Linked DNA regions of Homo sapiens: region 2 is linked to region 1. The links are chromatin loops, found by intact Hi-C in ENCODE. Cell type or tissue: endothelial cell of umbilical vein. All regions are shown on one strand. Links, peaks and the distances in the headings refer to the core of each region. The heading gives the core; the rest is flanking DNA.

Region 1 (10,317 bases), core at 940-8,939:
CTGTCAGGCTGGGCAGGGGTGTCTGATGACACATTAGGACAGCTGAAAAGAGAGGTGGGACAAAAATGTTTGCCCAAGGGCAGTCTTGTGATTCCCCCACCCCCCGTGCTCCCCACCCCCACACGCCTTTGAGAGCTTGTTCCAGGACTTTTCATATGCATTTGAGACCACAATTTCCTCTCCCAGAAACCCCATTAAGCTATGAGTGAGTGAGGCGGTGGGGGAGAGAGAGAGGAAAAGGAAAAGAGAGACAGAGCAAGAGAGAGAGTTTGTGTGTGCACACACGAATACTTCTTCCCCACCCGCATTCTTTTGCACATGTCTACCGTTATGTACATTCCTATGCCATACCCCTTGAACTCTCCATCAGGTCTTCCTCAACCATCCTCTTCAGGAAGCCTCAGGGCCTCAGAGAAAGGCAAAAGGGCCTAGACTTTGACTTCCTTTTTTTTCTCTCTCTCTTAGAGACAACATTTTGCTCTGTCACCCAAGCTGAACTGAACTGGGCTCCAGAAATCCTCCCACCTCAGCCTCCTGAGCAGCTAGGACTACAGATGTGCCACCATACCCAGCTAATTTTTTAATTTTTTGTAGAGGTGGGGTCTCATTATGTTGCCCAAGCTGATCTCAAACTCCTGGCTTCAAGAGATCCACCCACCTCAGCCTCCCAAAGCGCTAGGATTACAAGTATGAGACTTTGCCATTCCAATGAGAATTTTGTCCTTAGCAATCTCATCCAATGGCCACTGGAGATGTGTGTAGGGCCACAAGAATGAGAAAGGGGGCAATGGAGTGACAGGTGACCTGCTCAGGTGCCCCTCCCCAGACCAAATGTCCCAGGCACACAGCCCATGCCCTCCACCATGGAGTACATTTTCTCCCTGGCTTGCTGCTGAGCTAAAGGACCAGGGACGTGGAAACAGGAGGTGAACTAAGGCACCCCGCCACCCACTGTGGCAGCTTGAATTTCTTGAGGCTGAGACAAACTAGGATCCAGTAGCCTAGATTTTGCCCCAGTTTCTCCACTGAGTATTTACTCAGTGCTCCTGAGCCGATGCCTTCCCCTCTGCCTAGATGAACCACAGCATTTTGGTAAATGCCTCAGCATGTTAGGAGCGCTGGAACGTTTATTCTCTTCCCTCCCAATTATCCACTCTAATGGAGCAGAACACTTACATGGAAAATCCTAAACATGGAAGATGATTTAAAAATGATTCACCCTGGAATACATGCTTCCAGTTGCTTCTACAGGTTTACCTTGCTAAAGGCATTTCGCTTCCTTTGCTGTTACAATAAGCTTGCCTGCCTTGAAGAAAAGAAGACCAGGGCCAAAGGGAAATCAGTCAAGGGAGCCTGTTTTGTCTGAAATAATGCATCCATGAACAAATGAATTGAGTATAACTGTCTTTTTACATCAGTGTTTCTGTGGAATTAAGAGAACATCCAAGGCCACTCCTAGCTTGAGTAGATTAAATTTGTCCTTGTGTTTGGAGCAAGGGTTGTGAAGTCTGTCTGGCCCATCAAATGACCAATGGCTTTTAAGGAAGGACTAAGTGACTTATGACCAGAACAAGGGAGCAGCCTGAGTCAGTCTCCCCAATGTCTACATTGTGTTATTTATACTAGCAAAAAAATAGACACAACTAAATGTTCGACCATATGGTATTGGTTAAATTAACATCTATACGATGGAATACTAGATGGTCATTAAAATTATGTGTCAGAAGAAGGCTTAATCTCATGGGAAAGTGTTCACACCATATTATTAAAGAGAAAAAACAGATTATAAAGCAATATGCATACAATGTAGTAGTTCTGTAAGAAAAAAGTATTATGTGCATTTTAACTGGAAAAATATGTATAAAAATGTTAACAGTGCAATCTCTGGGCAATAAGATTATACTTGACTTTTATTTCTTTTTTGGAATTGTCTTTTTTTTTTTTTTTTCAAGTTTCCTCCCATTAACATGCATGTTCCCAAAATCAGGGGAAAAATACATTAAGAAAAAAAGATTATCTGAGAGACCAGCAGATGTGTTTCCTGTTTCTTATCCCATGTCTATTCTCCATTTTATATTGGAGATTCAAATTCTTCAGCCCTTTCCACAACAGACACTTCTGGGGCAAGAGGCACAGAATATCTGATATCCTAAACAACACCACCAGGGTGAATTTCTCACTGACAGTAACAGCTTTGGAAAGGTTTTGTTTCTACCTGGCGCTGGGAATTAATCGTACCCAAACTTTTTTTTTTCTAATCAGTAATGAGCATCTCCAAGGGGGTCCTAGAAGGGTTCCAGGGGTTCATGGAGGACAATTATAAACCTTGACAGCTGCTCGGTGGGTTTTCAACCATGGGGGTGATTCATCCCTTCTCGTAAGCCTTTTCATAGCACCCTACGCTCAGAGTTTTGAAAATGTGACAAAAAAGAAAGGGGCTGGGGAGAACAATGGCCCTTCTCCTTTTATGGAAGGATGATGAAGGGAATTGGGAAGAGCAAAACTAAGGGACTAAGACAATTCAGCTTTTTTTTGTCTGGCTCATAGGACCGTGTTCCCCATAGAGTAATGCCCAATGAGTGGACGAAGGGAGTAATAAATGAGTTCATAGAAGGAAACAGCTGGGCTGCTGTAAAAGCTCCTGCAAAACAGATAGGCCTGGCACACGCCATTTCTGTCACAGGTTTTAAAGAACCTATCTAGCTTTCAGCTACTCCTCATCACCATCTCCTACAGAAGCAGAGTCAAGATCATGTCTCTTCCCATCGTAAGGAAACAGCACTGCGAATGTTCCAGCTGTCCTGAAGTCACTAATCCCGTCAGGGGCAGACATTGGCAACACACCCAGAAGGTGGTGGGGAGTGCAGCTGTCCTCCTGGCCGACTGTTCCAGCCGGTCACCTCTGCTGCTCCAAGGGTGCCACGTTACCTAATTCTGGTTCACGGTGAGATGGCGGCTTTTCTCGGCCAGCTTGTCCTTAGAAAATTCGTTCCCTTGTTGTATTGGAAAATTCCTCTTGTGCCTGTCATTGCACACATCAGGAGACCAAGGTTTCCATTTTCTCAGAAGAAATTAGCCAGCTACTGTCATTGACATGAAGCCTGTTCCTGGAATTTTTTACTCCTCCTCTTAAAGGCATATTCTGGAAGAGGCAATCTGAGAATGGGGCCCGTGCTCTCCTACAGCAGAGAAATAAACTGAGGCTAGGCCAGGAGCTGTGCACCGTCTGGGGGAACCATACCCAGTGGGGAGTGGCCAGATCAGTCCCAACACTGAAATTGTTTACTGTCATCCACTCCTGGTTGTTAGGGGACATTGAGGATGACAGGATAGAGAGTAGGGAAGGAAGGACCAGCCAAGGAACATTTTCCCTATAAAATGAGACTCCCACCCTACTCCTGCCCTTGTTAAGACTTCATACACTATGGAATACTATGCAGCCATAAAAAGAACAAGATCGTGTCTCTTGTAGGAACATGGTTGGAGCTGGAGGCCATTATCCTTAAGAAACTAATGCAAGAACAGAAAACCAAATACCACATGTTCTTACTTGTAAGTGGGAGTTAAATGGTAAGAACTTATGAACACAAAGAAGGAAACATCAAACACTAGGGTCTACTCATGGGTGGAGGGAGAAGAGGAGGGAGAGGAGCAGAAAAGATAACTATTGGGTACTGGGCTTAATACCTGGGTGATGAAATACTCTGTTCAGCAAACCCCTGTAACACAAGTTTACCTATGTAACAAACCTTCACATGTACCCTCCAAACCTAAAATACAAGTTAAAAAAAAAAAAAAGGACACAGATGTAAATTGACCCTGATGGAGAGAACTCTACTCTATCCTTGCCAGGTCACAAGAAGGTGAGATATTTACTTTTCAAATGATTGATGCTGAAATGGAAAGGACTGTATCTCGGGGGCACAAACCCAACAGAGTAAATGAAGATCCTACTGCTTCAGCTCCTGGGATTTGTTAAAGTGGGGACCAGCTTAGAAAAATAGACGGCCGTCCTAGAGACCCATGGCAGTCTCGGTCTGATTTTAAATCTAAATTCTCAAGTACAAGTAGCTTCCCAAGAAGAGAAAGCTACTTCTACATAAAGAGGTGGTATCAGTAGGAACTCCTTAAGCCTTACCTTTTTATTATTGATGATGATGAAGTGAAGCTTCCTGTTGATATCATTGTCAGACCAAGCACAGCACACCAACTCAAACCTCATTCATTCATTCATTCATTCATGTGTCCTTTTAACAGACGTCTACTAGACACCTTGTGTGTCCATGAACCAAATACCATGCTTAAGACCAAGGATTCAGAAATGTGTTAGCTGTCATTCCCCCTCCAGGAACTCTCAGCCAGGAGGAGATGTACTCAGGGAAAAGGAGAAATCACAGTATAACCATTGTAAAATCCTTTCTGATAAAATCGCAGAGTGTCTAATACTCCTGTTCCACATACATAAAAAGAAACTAAAGTGTAGAGAAGGGAGGAAAGTCCCGAATTTAGTGTGTAGCAGATCCAGGAGTAAAACAAGCATTCCTCGGTCTGGGGTAAATCCCACCGGGACTGTGTTGAGACCCAAATTCCTCTGAGTCCACGGGCCCCTTCAAGTCAGATGAAATTCCAAACAAGCCAGAGCCTAGCTGAACAGTTCCACGGTGCCGGGCTCCAGTGTGTTCTGGAAGGTTCTCGTGGGCTGTGCCTCCAGAAGACGGAGGCGGGGAGGAGCCCCACAGGCCCAGGGCAGTGTCAGGTTCCCCCTTTTCTGTCAGCAGGCATGGAAGAGCCTTTAAGAAAATGGAGTATTATTATTATTTGTTTGTTTTTACAGTGACTCAGTCTGTAGTAACTGGGTTAAAGTCCGCTTTGAGAAAAGGAGAACAAAAGACCTCCTGTTAGTGCTGGAAGTTTGCCTCTTAAGATATCACTGAGAGGAACTGGGAAGAAAAAAAATCCCCAGCAGGGCAGAGGAAGCTGCAGGCCTTCAGGAACACAGCAGCACTTTGGAAAGGAAAACACGGCCGACTTTCATCTCCTGCGCCGTATCTGAGCTGGCCGCTCCCTTTGCCGCTGCTTTATGGCCCACTGCGGTGCTGACCGTCGGACATCGGCCAGTACCCTATTCCCACACTCTTTGAACACAGGGGGCTGCCAGGAGTGGTGGTAGTGTGGGCATATCTCCATAGCCAACCAACCCCAGGCTGAGGAGGAGGGAAAGGATGTTGCCATACGAAACATACTACGTGCTGGACGTTATTCTAACATTACATATCATAACTCATTTCGTAAACACCAAGGAGGCTAGCATCCTCCTTCTCCAGCCACAGCAGAAGTTGCGCAAGGTGGAAATCTGGCCCTGCCCTGTTTAGGAAACTCATTGCAAGTAGAGGAACCGTGGGGTGAGTAGGCTCCCAAATGGGTAGGACCAGATTGCTAGGTGGTCTCTTCCAGGTTGCAGACTCAGGCCATCTGACTCTAAGACCTAAGAACTTAATCCTACTCTCTTCAAATGAAAACAGAAAGTCAGAGGAAGACAAGAAAGTTTTTCTTCTCACGACCTCCCATCAGATCCGCCCCATCTACATTAAACTTGTACCCGTGTCCTTCATCAATCAGCTCAGTGGAAATGTTATTCTCACCCTTGGCCACCCAGATCAGGAAATCGGTCTGGACCATGAGTGACATGCTGGTGTTGGCCTTCTTCACCATAACTATAAGAAGCTGGAATGTTCCCCTCCAAGGCTATGAAAGAAGGATGGAGACAAGAAGGAAAAGACAGAAATTCTGTGAAAGTCTCAGGTCCTTCCTCCTTTCGGAACCACTTCACATAATCCTCTTCCTCCCCAGGGGCTCCCGAAAGATTAGGCTTCACTTGCAGGTCCCAGGCCCTGGTCCTGCAGAGTGGTTGGGCCTTTGGGGTCTCTCAGAGAGCCTAATCATTCTGTTTTCTGAACAAGTCATAGTTTTGCTGACTTCTGACCAAACCCCCATCGAAACCCAAGAGTGGAAGTGTGATTGTGGTCATCTATACCCTGTCCCCCTACAGGACTCCCTGTCCCACGGGATGCAGCAGGCAGGTGTGGGAAAGCCTACCTGATGGCCGAGATCATTAAGCAGCGGCCCTCTGATTTTCTGTACAGCTACTCAGTGACTTGGAAGGGATTCTTTGCACTAACAAGCAGTGCCTCCACAAACAATGAGTTGAGGGGAAAGACTCAAAAGAGGCCGATACAATGCTGTTTGGGATGTTTCTCCCTTTGGCTGGCCTCAGGGGACTGGGCCCGTCATGTAATCACTGGAGATTTAGGGCCTAATTAAACTCTGGCATTGGGCCAGCATGCTGGTGGCCCCTTGAGTTTCCCATGTCCACCCATGTCTAGGGTATTAAACTCTAGACTGGGAGTGTGTACTGCTTAACTGATCCCACAGGAGCCAGCCCTCATTATCCAACAGGCTGGGTATTGGCAGCCCACAGGGCTCGGCATTGGCAGGTGCAGTCCTGGGGAGGACTGCATGCCTTTAGGTTAACGGTCCCTACATCAGCACCCGCTGGGGCCACAGTAGAGGGCTTTGTGGATCACCTCTGCCATTGGGACCCCTGGCATTTCCTTCCTTTCATGGCCTGATAAAACCCAAGCTCTGAGAGTTAGCAAACTGATACCCTTTAATCATGCCTTATATTTATAAAGGCCTTTGTCCAGAGAACTCCAAGTGCTCAAAAATGTCAATTAATTCACTCTCCCAGCCTCCTTTAGGGAAAAGCTGGTGGCAGGTGTCATCATCATCACCAGAGGTGGCCAAATCATCTTCTTAGTGGGCTGTCCTGGATATTCTTTGTGTTTAAAGAGCATTTTGCTTCTGAGCACATGGTTGGGTTTTGCACAGCCTGAAGCATAAGAATTGAGGTATTTCCTTACTTTACAGCTCTAGAGAATTCTTGTGTGTGGGTACCCGTGAAACACAAACTGAGTGCATGCTTTCTTGAGTTTGGAAATTTTGTTATTGTTTGGTCTCAGCATTTGCTGGTAGTAAATAAGTAAGCAGAAGTAAGCTGCTTAAGTTCCCATGTAGTCCAAGACAGAGCAGACAAAAGACCTGATCCCCAAGCCCCACACCTGGCCCCAAGATCCCTCTGGGATTATCTTGCGGCCACTCTCTGAAGCCTTGGACCCTGTAGTTGATCTCATAGCCACGTCTCACCAGTAACTTTTTTTTTGGTGGGGGGGTGGGTCCTGGCAAGAGATGGGTGATGTAGGAATGGCCTAGCTGCAGAAGGAGGACAGCCAGGTAGGACATCTGCCTGGCTCACCTCCTTCCTGGCCACAGACTAGCTTTGTGACCTTGGTTGGCAGCGTCATTTTCATGTCGGCTATAGTTTCCATGCCTATAAACAGAATGATGATACCTGCCACCAACTTTTCCCTAAAGGGGGCTGGGAGAGTGCATTAATTAATGTTTTTGAGCACTTGGAGTTCTTTGGAGAAAGGCCTTTATAAATATAAGGCATGATTAAAGGATATCAGTTTGCTAACTCTCAGAGGAAGTACTTAATGGGATCAGGCCTGCATATGTTGATGACTGAGTTTCATTCTTCATTCAGATCTGCACAGGGCTCCCATCACTCAGCTCTGCCGCCATTCATGTAGTATTCTTCTGTTCTTTCATTTCTATATACTCATAGTAGGGGGCCCACAAATGCTGCCCTCCACATGCAGGCCCACTACCTCCCCTCCCTCTTGTCAAACCCAATGGCTTTTCCTCACTCTGCATTTTCCTTGTCCTTTCTGGAACATGACACTGGTCACTACCCCTCCTCACCCTTGAAAGTCTTATTCTGTCATTCCCACAAGCCCAACAGGTCTAAACTGAAGTCATCATTGACCCCAAACCAATTCCCATCATTACTGCCCTATTTCTCTTCACCATTCTCATGGGCCTGGATTCCAGGTCTTCCTCTCCACTGCCACCCCCTCTGTGCAAGCCTTATTGTCCCAACCTGCTTGGTCCTTTGAAAAGCCCATCCCTGGGCAGAAATGGGATGTGTATGTCCCTAAACTGCCCCCAAAGACCTCTCTGCACTGTATTTGACCTCTGGCCCTCCTGTTCCCTAACTGGCCTTGGTCTCCTGCTCCCTTCCGTGGGCCGCTCCAGCTCTTCCCACCATGTGACCTGCCTTCCTGCTTGTCCACCTTCCTGTCTGGTCCCCAGACTCAGTTTCTACTCTCCCTCCCAGCAAGCTGGGACACACAAACATAGACATATGTTATGTTCACACAAACATAGACATATGTTCACATACCCCTCCCAGCATCCTGACTGGCCCAGCTGACCTCCCTCACCCACTCTGAATAACCAGCTCTCCCTCCTCCTGCCTTTGTCCAGTCCCATCTCTATTACTCAGGGCTCTCCAGAGAAACAGAACCAACAGGGTTGGATGCGGATAGATGGGTGGGTGGGTGGATGGATGATGGATGGATGGATAGCTAGATAGATAGCTAGCTAGATAGATAGATAGATAGATAGATAATACATGATAGGTTGATATTAGATGATAGAAAAGCAAATAGAGTTTAAGAAATTGGTTTATGCAATTGTGGAGGCTGGCAAATCTGAAATCTGACCTCAGTCTCTTCTCTTAAGGCCTTTGACTGATTGGACAAGGCCCACCCACGTTGCGGAAGGTAATTTGATTACTCAAAGTCTACTGATGGAAATGTTAATGTCATCTAAAGAATACCTTCACAGCAACACCTAGCCTAATATTTGACGAGATATCCGGGTACTATGACCTAGGCAAGTCAACACATAACATTACCCATCATGCTTTTCATCTGGTCAGCAGTGCTCGTATAAATCTCCTGAAACATTGCTCTCACCACAATGCTTCCCTGCTCCAAAACCTAAACACCCATATGCCTGACATGCAATAGGGACAGGTACATATTTGTTGAGTGAATAAATAATGAGGAGCCTTTGGGATGGGCTACACTCTGCTCAATGCAGCAAACCATTTTGAGGGCCTAATGTCTGGAGCTGAGGATATGACTATCAAAGCTGCCCTTACGTGTTCCTCTCCTCTCCCTCTAGTGTCTCAAGGCCAGAGTCCGAACCTCAGACATCTCTAATCCCCCATAGTACCCAATGGAGTGCCTTATATGGATTAGGCCCTCAATCACTTGTGGGTTAATTTTATTCTCTTTATTGATCCCTATATCAAATTTACCTGAAATATTATAGGTTTTTAGGGCGTCACTTATGAAATCATAAACTGTAGTGCCAAATCTGCTTCCACTTTTGTTTTTAAGGCACACATGCAAAGAGCTATTTCCACAATCAGGAAGGGTGGAAATAGCTCAGAACACTGACAGTGGTCTGTAGGGATGGGTGGCTTCTATGGGATTTTTTATACTTTTCTGTGTCTTCCAAATTGTCCTCTGTGACCACGTGTTGCTTTTACAACCATAAAACATGTTATCTGTTTTTTTCATTTATCTTTTCGATTTGGGGGTCTGTTCTCAGCTCTTTTTTGGGGTCCCCATCATGCCTCCTGGCTTCCTTTTGAAAATAAGGCAACCCGAGACTTCCTTGTAAAAGTCTGTGAGGTCATAAAAGGCCAAGTTAACTGCAAATGGTTGTTCTGTTTTAATTCTGTTGAAGTGTCAGGTAACATGGACTTATAATAAAAGCACTTGGGGAGTTAATGATTACTGCTGTTGTCAAGCTGTCCCAAAGACAGAGAGGGAGCCTGCACACGCCGCGTCTCGCCTTGGGCCGCTCCTTCAGTGTATCCAGCCCTGCGGCCGCGCTGGCCCCCTGTCCGCATGCTGTCAGGCTACCTCCGTGCCAGACGACCAACACCCAGCCACAGTGGAAATGACTGTTCCTTCAACTTTCTTCAGCCCCTGCCTGCTGGGGTCTCCGGAGGGAAGCGTTCACTCTAGCCCAAATGAAACAGAGCTCCAGAAAAACCACAGTGGAGGCCACAGCGGCCTCAGGCCCTGAACTTTGTATTTCTTAGCCCGCCAGGATTGCTGGCTGCTGGGTGTCATGTAACTCCCAAAAATGTGAAGGGAAAACCAAAGAGCCTGAGAAGCGCAGACGTCTCCTGGCTGGGGAGTCCGTCTAGAAAGTCGCCTTTCATGGTGAGGCCAGGTGCACGCGAGAGTGGCTGGAGAAGGTGGGGTGAGCCCAGAACAGGGAGGCCCGGCCCACTCCCAGGCTGAAACTCCGAGAAACTCCCCCTGCACAAGGCCACGCCAATGAAGTCCCCTTCCTTCTGGAAAGGGTCCTACACAAATTGCTAGGGTTTCCAGT
Region 2 (10,317 bases), core at 1,171-9,170, 130 kb after region 1:
AGGGCTCTGTGCGGTGGACACAGAATTGTAGGGGATTGGGAGGATGCTATGAGAACTACCAAGGTGATTGGTGAAATGTCGGTCAGGCTCCAGACACCTCTGCTGCACCCACTAGGCAGGACTGGGGTAAAATGCCCAGGTCCTTTGGGCAGAGGAATTTCAGAAACAATGTGAGGAAAGATTTGGAGTTCCCAACACCTCCATGCCAGTCCCCATGTAAGCAAGCAGGACTTTCCCACCCAACAATAAACGCCTCTCTCCCCTGCCCAATAAATATCACTGATGTGTTTGTGTCTTGTTACGCCACTGGGGCAGAGTAGTAAGCCCCCTGTTAAAGTCAACAAAAGCAAAAATCATCCCACAGCTTTTATCAAATACTAAAACAATTTTCACTGTGGAAAATTTCTTCTTAATAGGGAAATGGAAAATTACAGATATAGAATCATCCAATCTTAGAGCTGGAAGGAACCTTGGAGGTCATCAGCTGAACCTCAAGCCCACTGCTGGAATTCTTATTACAACATCCCTGCTGTCCTCTGCTTGAACGGTCCTAAGCCCGGGCCCTTTCTCAGCACCTCTAAGGAAGTTTTCCACCCATTGTTGGGTGGTTGTTAGACAGTCATTCTTATGTTGAACCAAAATAGTCCTTCTGGAAACTTCACCCTTCAGGCAGAGTTTGAATAAGTCTATTTCCTCTCCTCTGTGAGAGCTCTTTGAGTATTTTAAGGCTGTAAGCCTCATCCCCTCTGAGTCTTTTGTCCCCAGACCAAGCATTCCCACTGCCTCCAAATATATAATGATCCATTCTAAAACCTGGCGAAGGACAGGCATCAAGTCACTGGTGTGTGGTCTTCCTAATCCTTCTTTCCCTCGTCTTGAAAACCAGATCCACAGCAGAGATTGGAGCAGCCTACCCGCTCTCAGGGATTGCCCCAAGGTACAGATGATGCTTCTGTGAAACCTTTGCAAGTTCAGCGGTTGAGGGATGCAAGCCGTAAACTAACGGATGAGAGGTTTGTTTTTTTTTTAAGTTTTTAACAAGCTTGGGTATTTTTAGGAAATAAAAGTGACACTGTTGACCCCAATCTGGAATGAGCCCAAGCAGTTTTCCCAGGAGATGGGTGGGTTCTTGCTAATCCTGTTGCAAACTCTTAAGTATTTTCTAGGCACCCATAAGTATAGTACAGTATTATGTTCAGAAAACTGCTAGAGCTTCCTTAGTCCTGGTTTTATCCACCTGGGCAAAGTGGCCCAACCAGGGCAGTGAGGATGAGTGCATGGATACTCATACATGTACAATTCATGTTCAAGCCTTACCTGCTATGCTGGTGAACTAGCTGCTTCACCGTCCCACTCCCCACAGCCCAGAACGCAGTGGGTAGTAGTCTACTTGTGAGCAGGTGCACACACATGTATAGACACACATACAACCTTCCCAAGCACACGCACATCCTTGAGGGCCTTCCTATCAATACCCCCACTTGTATTCAGCTATCTATCAGGGGCAAAAAAAATAAACCAGGTCTCTCCCTGGAGGCGCAATGATTTTATGGTAGAGGTGCTTTTGAGCGGCCAGCAAAACAAGACAAAGGTCTTATTTGGTTTATCAAGCCTAGGTTAACCCATTGTTCAGTGGGCCAGGCAGTGTTAATCAGTACCCAAGCCTTTGAATAAAATCTTTGCCAAATAGATCTGTGCAGATATTCTTGCTACATAATGATAAAAGCAATACTTCTGGTAGGGAGGCAAAACCACTAAGATTTTAGGCAATAATTTTTCCTTGCTTACAAAACAGGGAGTAATGCCTACCCCAAAGATGTAAACAGTTTTTAATTCTTTGAAGGAGAATCTGTCACTTATGCTAAAACCAATTGCCAAAATAATGCTAAATGGAGCTTTCTGGAAAGAAGGTATTGTAAGTAAAAGTCCCAGAAGAAACCCTTCTCTCCAATTTCTTCTTACGTTCCTGTGCAAACCCACGAAGGAGGGAATTGCATGATTTTAAGACCAAAGTCCTCTGTTTTTAAAAATCATATATCAAAACTTGAGAATGCAAAAGAGTTCTAATTACAACACCCAGGGGAATGGTTATGAAATACCAATAATGGTTGATAAATGCTCAACCTATTCAATGAAACACATACACAAACCTTTGACCAGAAGCACGGACTTAGAAGGTCACCATCAGCATGATGAAAGCCTTGGAACACGCCTCTGACAAGCAAGAAGGGCATTAGAGACCCAGGTGTTTCCCCTTTGATTAATGCACTCTCTGAGAAGCCCAGATTGAGAGGGAGCTATACATGATCAACCTTTGTTTTGGAAACGGCTTTCCTTGATCTTCTTGGGTTATTGTGCAGCCCATTCTACAAGCCTCCTCCCATCCTCCCTCCTGGTTGTCAAAACAAGTCTGTGGGAGAGGCATTCTCAGGAATGTATGATGCTCTGTTTAATATGGAAAAATGATCCTTCCAAGGCAGGGGAAGAAATAAAGAAGCAGATTTCCTCCTCAGCCTTCACAATACAAACCCTCAAGGACACTGAGAGAAGGGTGGTTTAACAGGTGCATGAGGAAGATTTGAAAGTTGTGGCTCCTTCAGAAATTTGCTTCCCAGTTTAATTGTAGGCATCTAAAGGGTTAGGTCAACTCTAAGGATGATTCAAGTATTCCCTCTCATTTTCTTTTCTTTTTTTTTTTTTTGACGGAATTTCACTCTTGTTGCCCAGGCTGGTGTGCAATGGCATGATCTCGGGTCACTGCAACCTCCGCCTCCTGGGTTCAAGTGATTCTCCTGCCTCAGCCTCCCAAGTAGCTGGGATTACAGGCATGGGCCACCACGCCTGGCTAATTTTGTATTTTTAGTAGAGACAGGGTTTCTCCATCTTGGTCAGGCTGGCCTTGAACTCCCAACCTCAAGAGATCCGCCCACCTCAGCCTCCCAAAGTGCTGGGATTACAGGCTTGAGCCACCAGGCCCGGCCTAATTTTCTCCTTTTAAGTTTCTTAGAAAGAAAGGTGAGAGGCCGGGCGCGGTGGCTCATGCCTGTAATTCCAGCACTTTGGGAGGCTGAGGCAGGTAGATAGCTTGAGGCCAAGAGTTCAAGACCAAGCTGGACAACATGGTGAAACGCTGTCTCTAAAAAAAACAAAGCAAAACAAAATACAAAAAATAGCCAGGCACAGGTGGCATGTACCTGTGGTCCCAGCTACTCAGGAGGTTGAGGTGAGAGGAACACTTGAGCCCAGGGGGCGGAGATTGCAGTGGGCCGTGATGGTGCCACTGCACTCCAGCCTGGGCACAGAGCTTGTGACCATGACCCTGTCTCAAAACAAACACACACAAAAAAGTGAGAACTGTTTACCCCCTGCTTAGAGAAGGAAGGTTACTACTCTCAATGGGGATGGTTGAATTTTTCAAAGATTAGCATATGATAAAACAAGTTGTACCTAGTTAGGATTTTCTGAATCTCAGCCTGTAAACTTACTATGTGATCTTAATATTGCTGAATCTCCATTTCCTCATCTATAAAATGGGGCTGAAATCTTCCTCAGAACTGTTGCAAGGATCAAATTAGGTAAATGAAGTTCAAATTTAATTCTGATACCTGGCCCACGGCATCCAGGAAACAGTAGCTATTATTATGTAATTGACTGTTCTTTGCTTATTCATTCATAGACTACAGGGATTTTGTGCACAAGAATCAATATTATGAAAATAATTATTATGTAGATAGGCAATGCTAGATATCCAAGCATAAACAACTTAGTAATAAAGTGCTGAAATCCATGTGACTCTTGAACAGATAACACTTTCATGAAATCCGACTGGTAGATGTCTGCTGTGATATAATGGGAAGGGCCTGGGTTTCAAGTCTGACATATCTGACTTCCGGTTCCAGCAATGCTACCATATAGCACAGAACCGGGGAATCATGGGAAAGTTACTCAGAAAATAGCCTATAAAATTTATAAAGCATTTACATGCTTTTATTATTTTACAATGCAATATTTTCTTTTTGTAGTCAGTTTTAATTGTGAGGCCTTGTATTTTTTTAAATGAAAATTTAAGCACTCTTTCAAATTCTTTATCTTTAGAGAACTATATTATATAAAGTTTGGAAAACAGGAAAGAGAGAATAAAAGTCATAATTCCGCCCTCCTAACACAACCACCATCTTCATTGTGTATTCTCTTGCACTGAAAGCATCCAGAAGACCACACTGTGATCCTTCTTACCTGCTGTATTAGTCCACTTTCATGCAGCTGATAAAGACACACCCGAAACTCGGAACAAAAAGAAGCTTAATTGGACCTACACTTCCACATAGCTGGGGTGGCCTCAGAATCATGGTGGGAGATGAAAGGCACTTCTTATACGGCAGTGGCAAGAGAAAAATGAGGAAGATGCAAAGGTGGAAACCTCTGATAAAACCATCAGATCCCATGAGACTTATTCACTACCATGAGGACAGTATGGGGGAAACCGCTCCCATGATTCAAATTATCTCCCACTGGGTCCCTTCCCACAACATGTGAGAATTATATCAAGATGAGATTTGGGTGGGGACACAGAGCCAAACCATATTACCTGCCTTCCCTCCACCATCCTCTCAATTGTTTTACTGGATTTTTATCTGGCTAACAAAAACAAACAGGCAAAAAACAAAAACCACAACACATACACACACACACACACACACACACACACACATACACACACACACATACATCACATCACATGAAACAGAAAAAGGCAAGATTTAGACTCCATATAGCAAATGGATTTATGCTACGGCGTGGCTTTTATCCATTGTGAATGTGCTTCCTAAACACTTGGTTCTTGACTAATGTGAGCGTTATCAGGACAGGACCTGGAAAACCCTCAGTGAGTTTTCCCCCACCCATATTGAATCCCCTTGGGCCATCACATCTGGATTGGTGGTCTGTTGGATGCTATTCAGTCATGAGTTCCTAACAAGAGACCTGAAAAAAGGCAACCATAAAGAAGGGATGGAGGGATGAGTTGGCCAAGAAAAAATTGTCTGATGTGTCCAGCATATTTCTCTTTGGGAAGCCCAAGGCTGAGCATGGACCTCCATAGCATTAAGGAGAAAACAACCCAGCAGAAATACATCGTTTTCTGAAATATGTGGGAAGGGGACACTTAAGAGAAGTGAAGACAAAGCATGACACTGCTTCACAAAGAGAATAATAAAACTTGAAGCTCTTTGCCCCAAGAGGTACTTCATATGGACAGAAAATAAAAACAAATTCAAAGAGCTTTGGGTGTTGAGGGTTGGGGAGGTAGGAGTGCCAGATAAAATATAGGACATCTGGTTAACTTTTCATTTCAGATGAATAATAAGTAATTTCTTTTTTTTAGTTTAAGTATGTCCTATCTATTCTTTGTATACCATATCCTGTATTTTTTAAATGTGTGAGGTTTAAGGTATCTATTTTTAAAAATATCTTTATTGAGATACAACTCACAAATTTAAAAACGTACTCATTTAAAGTGTGATTGTGCCACTGCACTTCAGCCTGAGTTGATCTATTCCCTTCAAAAGCCTGTCCCCAGCATTCCTTTGTCATCTTCATTTTCCTTACAATGGAAACTCCATAGCTCTCTGGGTGTGGTAGCTCACACTTGTAGTCCCAGCTACTTGGGAGGCTGAAGTGGGAGGATCACTTGAGCTCAGGAATTTGAGGCCAGCCTGGGCAATATAGTGAGACCCCATCTCTAAAAAAAAAAAAAAATTCTTAGTTTCCCTTTTCTCCTCTCTCTGCCCTCTTCCCCTTCCCCCTACACTTTGACCTGCATGACTTACTGATGAATGATGAATGGAGAGGGATGGAAATTTTGTTTATCAGCTCTCCCAACACTGCATGCTCTTCCAGGGCAAATGACCGTGCTCACTTGTCTTTAAGTGCTTTTTACCTCCCTGTACATATTCTGGCAACTTCTGTCACTTTGGGGGTGAGGATTTCCCCATGGAAGTTCTGTGTGAGAAATCATGTTTAATGTGTGATTCTGTACAGATGGGTGTGTAGGAAATATGACCGGCATACGCACTGACGTTGACCCATACAAGTCTAGGCATCTGTTAAGTGTTTGGCCCTGTCCAGGAAGTAGCCGGGCCATAAAATCTGATATGGGGAGGAAGCTTGACCATGGGAGGGGCCCCTTCACAATAGATTCTGCAGGGACAGTGGGGGGAGACAGGAATGCTAGCTAGGCTGAGTGTCTGAGCAAATGTGGACAGCCAAAGGGAGCCTTGGCCAAAACTCTTCTCTCCTCTGTCTCCAGGAATTGGAAGTGTCCCACTGAGGTGTCACCGTGAGTCCATCCAAACCTTACTGAATTACTACCTCCATTTTAAGGTGTAAGGTGTTCAGAGAATGTTTGTGACTCAATAGTTCTTAACATTTTAGTTCTTCAATTTTAAGTGTGCCAGCTTATGAAATAAAACACATCTGTTAGCACATTGATTTTGGAAAATTTCCACTGATAGTTGTGAGGGCAGACACAGACGGTGAGATTATAAGATTCTTTTTATTCACAGGGACTTCTTAAAAATCTAGCTTGTTTTCCGTTCTCCTTGATGCCTTGTTCATGACAGGTGCTTGGCAAATATTAGTTGAATGGCTGAATAAATATATGTATGAGTGAAAGGCAGACATCAAAGTCTTCCTGGATGAGGTCAAGAGCAGCCTGGGTAGTGTAGCAAGACCCTGTCTATACCAAAAACTTTAAAAGGCATATCTGTGGTCCTAGCTAGCCTGTGGAGGCTGAGGCTGGAGATTGCTGAAGCCTGGGAGGTTGAGAGGCTACAGTGAGCTGTGATTGCGCCAACGGACGGCAGCCTGGGCAACAGAGTGAGACCCTATCTCAACAAACAAACAAACAAACAAACAAATCAAAAAAATGTTCCCAGATATTTGAGAATGGAATTTGAGATCAGGAAACAGGCCATCGTGTGAAAAGCCCCAGAGCAGTCATAGCTTTGCCACATAGAGTCTTGTGATTGGAACATGTCACTTAAACTCCATGACCTTCAGCTTCTGTGGCTGTAAATGGGAATCACCTCCTGCCATAAGTGGTTTTGAGAATCAAGTGAAATTTCAGATCTGAAAATGCTTTTCTGACTATAGGCTGCTGTATAGATCGAGGATAATCTGATAGCGTTCAAAACCCAGTGCTCACCACCTCCAACCTCGTGATCTTGCTCGAGTTAGTTAATCTACACAAGCCTCGGTTTTTTCATCTACAGAATGAGAATAATAATCACACCAACCTCACTGAATTGTCTTGAAACTTACATGAATTTATATGCACTCGAGAGCACAGAGGTGAGCTCACGTGACTTTCTCTTCCCTGGGTTGCCATCCTCTGCGTATTTTCTTTTTTTTTTTTTTGAGACAGAGTCTCAGTCTGTCGCCCATGCTGCAGTGCAGTGGCACAATCTCAGCTCACTGCAACCTCCGCCTCCCAGGTTCAAGTGATTCTCCTGCCTTCGCCTCCTGAGTAGCTGGGATTACAGGCGTGCACCACCACACCCGGCTAATTTTTCTTTTTTTTTTTTTTTTTGTATTTTTAGTAGAGACAGCGTTTCACTATGTTGGTCACGCTGATCTCGAACTCCTGACCTTGTGATCCGCCTGCCTTAGCCTCCCAAAGTGCTGGGATTACAGGCGTGAGCCACTGCACCCAGCCTCTCTGCATATTTTCTAAGTAGCTTGTTATTCTGCATTGCCCAGACTTGTTTCTCTGCCAACCCACCAGTCAGTAAGTAAATTAATTAGGTGATAAGTGATTCCTTGATCTTTTTATTATTACTATTTGGTTATGATGATTAAAGCAGATGGTCATCTGATTGGGCATAGGTCATGCATGCAAAGCAGCTGCAGTGGTATCTCAGGATTGTTTCCTTATCAGAGACCTGCCATCCAGGTGTTTCCTCATCTTAGGAGCCGCCCTCTAGGTTTCCTCAAATTGTGTCTTTCAGATGAGACCCACCCATCGGAGCCAGGCTTTGAAGGAACTGACCGCAGTGTGCATGAGGAAGTACTTCACGGTGATGACCCTCGCCACCCTCTCAGGAAAACACAGTGACCTCTCCCCCAACATCCCCTTCCCACTCCCAGGTCCCCCGGCAAAGGCAGAAGAACCAAGCAAGCCTTTCCACCAAAGCAGCCATGAACCCCATTCTCATCCTTTCCAAGAACTCTCTGCTATACCAGATAGGGGTTTGGGGTTCTGTTTTCCATTTTTTAAAAAAATCATTTCAAGACTCTTGAACAGTGTGTCGGTTTACACTATTCTATCTTCTTAAGCCACCATATCAACATATTCACTCTGCTTCCTTTCTTTTCATTTGGCAGATGCCACACTTTTAATGGCAGCAATAAAAGGTGTTTCTATCAATGCCAGGTGGGCAGCCCTGACCATCTAAAGCCTCGGAGAGGGTTATACCAAGTCTCCTGTACACCTCCGTGCTAGTGACAACATGTGGGGACCTCTCATCCCAAAGTTTTGGGACAAAGTCTCCCGTCCCTTATCATTTGTTTTCACTGAGGCTAAATGTATCTGTTCAGTACATGGATAGATTTTTAAGCTCCTCTCACAAAGTCTTGTGCTTGAGACAAAATCAGCCCAGGTTCTGCACTTTGTCTATATTTCAGCAGCTCTCCTGCTTGATATTAAAAATAGCCTTGTCTAGTCCATCGAGATCAGACCCAGGAGACAGGCGCCTGCTATTCTAATCTCTGCTTCACAAATAGCTCTCTATGGGCTCAAGCATCTATCAACACTTCCAGGGGTCTCCAGTTATAAAACAGGGCCAGGCCTAGTCACCTATAAAGGTAGGCTCTGCTTAACTCCCCTGAGCTGTCCATGAGGTTAGCATGAGGCCTACAACAATCACATTTCTACCATGGACCAGAGACTTCCAATGGTGACTCAAAACTGAGAAGCAGTTAAGAGCATCCCCCACACTCAGGGTATCCTGCATTTCCCAGGCCAGAACCTACAAAAGGTTCCCTTGAGACTCAAACTCAAGCAGCACTGGTAAACAGGCTGCCCCTCCCCGCTTCTTCCCTCCTCCTGCAAACCACCCCCCATCCCTCACTTTCACCTCCCTTCCTCCCCAAGCCCATCTTGTACTCTGTGAAAAACTGTAGTCCCCTCAGTTGCCAAGGGAACCAAGCCTTTTATTCCATCCGTGACTAGCTGGTTGGGCTGAGGAGTGGGGCAACAACTGGTACCCAGGCCTTTGGAAGCCCAAGCCCTCCCTTTTTCCCAAAGGGGGAGGGGTGGGCTGCACCCCCCGTTGCCTTTTCACCCAAACCCAGCTGGGTGGGACCGAGCCCTTGGGCTCTCAGGAGCTCCCTGGCTGTGGGCTGGGGAGATCAGTGCTCCCCAGGCCCTCCTCTGGCCCTGGCCCTTTCCAGAGGACAATAGCCTTCATGCAAGGGAAAATTCCATCGCCCAGGGTTCAAGTCTCCAAGGAGTTGCTGGGGCCTCTATTTAGCCTGGAGTGGGCTCTGAGGAGCCGCTGCAGCTGCCCGGCTTGTTTTCCCCCTCGCTGTGTTTTATTTTTAACCCCTGAGCTGCCAAGGATTGTTTTTCCCCAACCAGTGCCTGGGAACTAAGGGAGGGAAGAAATAAGGCTTTGTTCCCTTTGGGGAACTAATTGGGAAAGACAGGCAGTGTGGCCAGCTTGGCTCTATTAGGGTGTGGGGCTCCCACCCCTCACTGCACAACATCTTCACCCCAATCCATACCCAGGAGGCTGGGAGTGCAGAAGTGCCCCCCAGGATGCAACCAGAGGCCCGGGGGCTGGTGGGAACGCAAGTGCAGCTTCAAGACTGCAAAGGCAGCTCAGAGCCACTTTCTTGGGCTCCGAAGATATTCAGGAAATAAGATGTTGGGAGCTGGAAATGTCTATTTTTCCCATTTCAACCCCCCCCAAACTAACCCCTGCTTTTCTCCTGCTGGTGGTGGTGGTTGTTGTTTTCCAGACCTGCATAATGAACTCTAGAAGAAAAGTGAGGGAACTCAAAAAAGTAAGAAACCAGAAAATAAAGACATTATACTTTTAAACACTAGGCTAATCAATGGGAAACACCCAGCAACCCCACTTATAAGTTTACTCCGTAAAAAATATTCCTTATACTCAGAAATTTAATTTCATTGCAAATCAGCTAGGAATTAATGAAAAATTTCTTCCACGGCCATTTTATTTTAAGATCAAATGGATTCCAGATAGGGACCCATTAAGAATCTAAGGACCATTTTGATCCCGTCTAGGAACAGAG

Evidence for each region. A loop is a pair of places that touch in the nucleus more often than their neighbours do. Peaks named below come from ENCODE experiments on the same cell type or tissue, not always from the same donor. Only the 100,000 strongest peaks of a DNase experiment are listed, where the experiment ranks them.
Region 2: it touches region 1 in a loop (4-fold over the local background); 3 of 110 quality-filtered maps call a loop at or near these places.

The regions. Positions count from the first base shown.
Region 1 is chr14:68,594,020-68,604,336 of GRCh38, forward strand. It overlaps a transcript of RAD51B not described here. Among named protein-coding and RNA genes, the nearest start is that of RAD51B-AS1, 86 kb to the right of the region's middle. RefSeq lists an enhancer at 6,350-6,519. In endothelial cell of umbilical vein, for the core only: no CTCF peak of the experiment used is centred there; a DNase peak (open chromatin) is centred at 4,902; H3K27ac peaks cover 1,713 bases.
Region 2 is chr14:68,721,802-68,732,118 of GRCh38, forward strand. It overlaps LOC105370547 (a long non-coding RNA gene), which reads left to right and starts at 6,222. Exons shown (of 4, transcript XR_007064227.1): 1 at 6,222-6,337; 2 at 8,007-10,317. RefSeq lists an enhancer at 8,935-9,488. In endothelial cell of umbilical vein, for the core only: no CTCF peak of the experiment used is centred there; DNase peaks (open chromatin) are centred at 2,310, 6,090 and 7,900.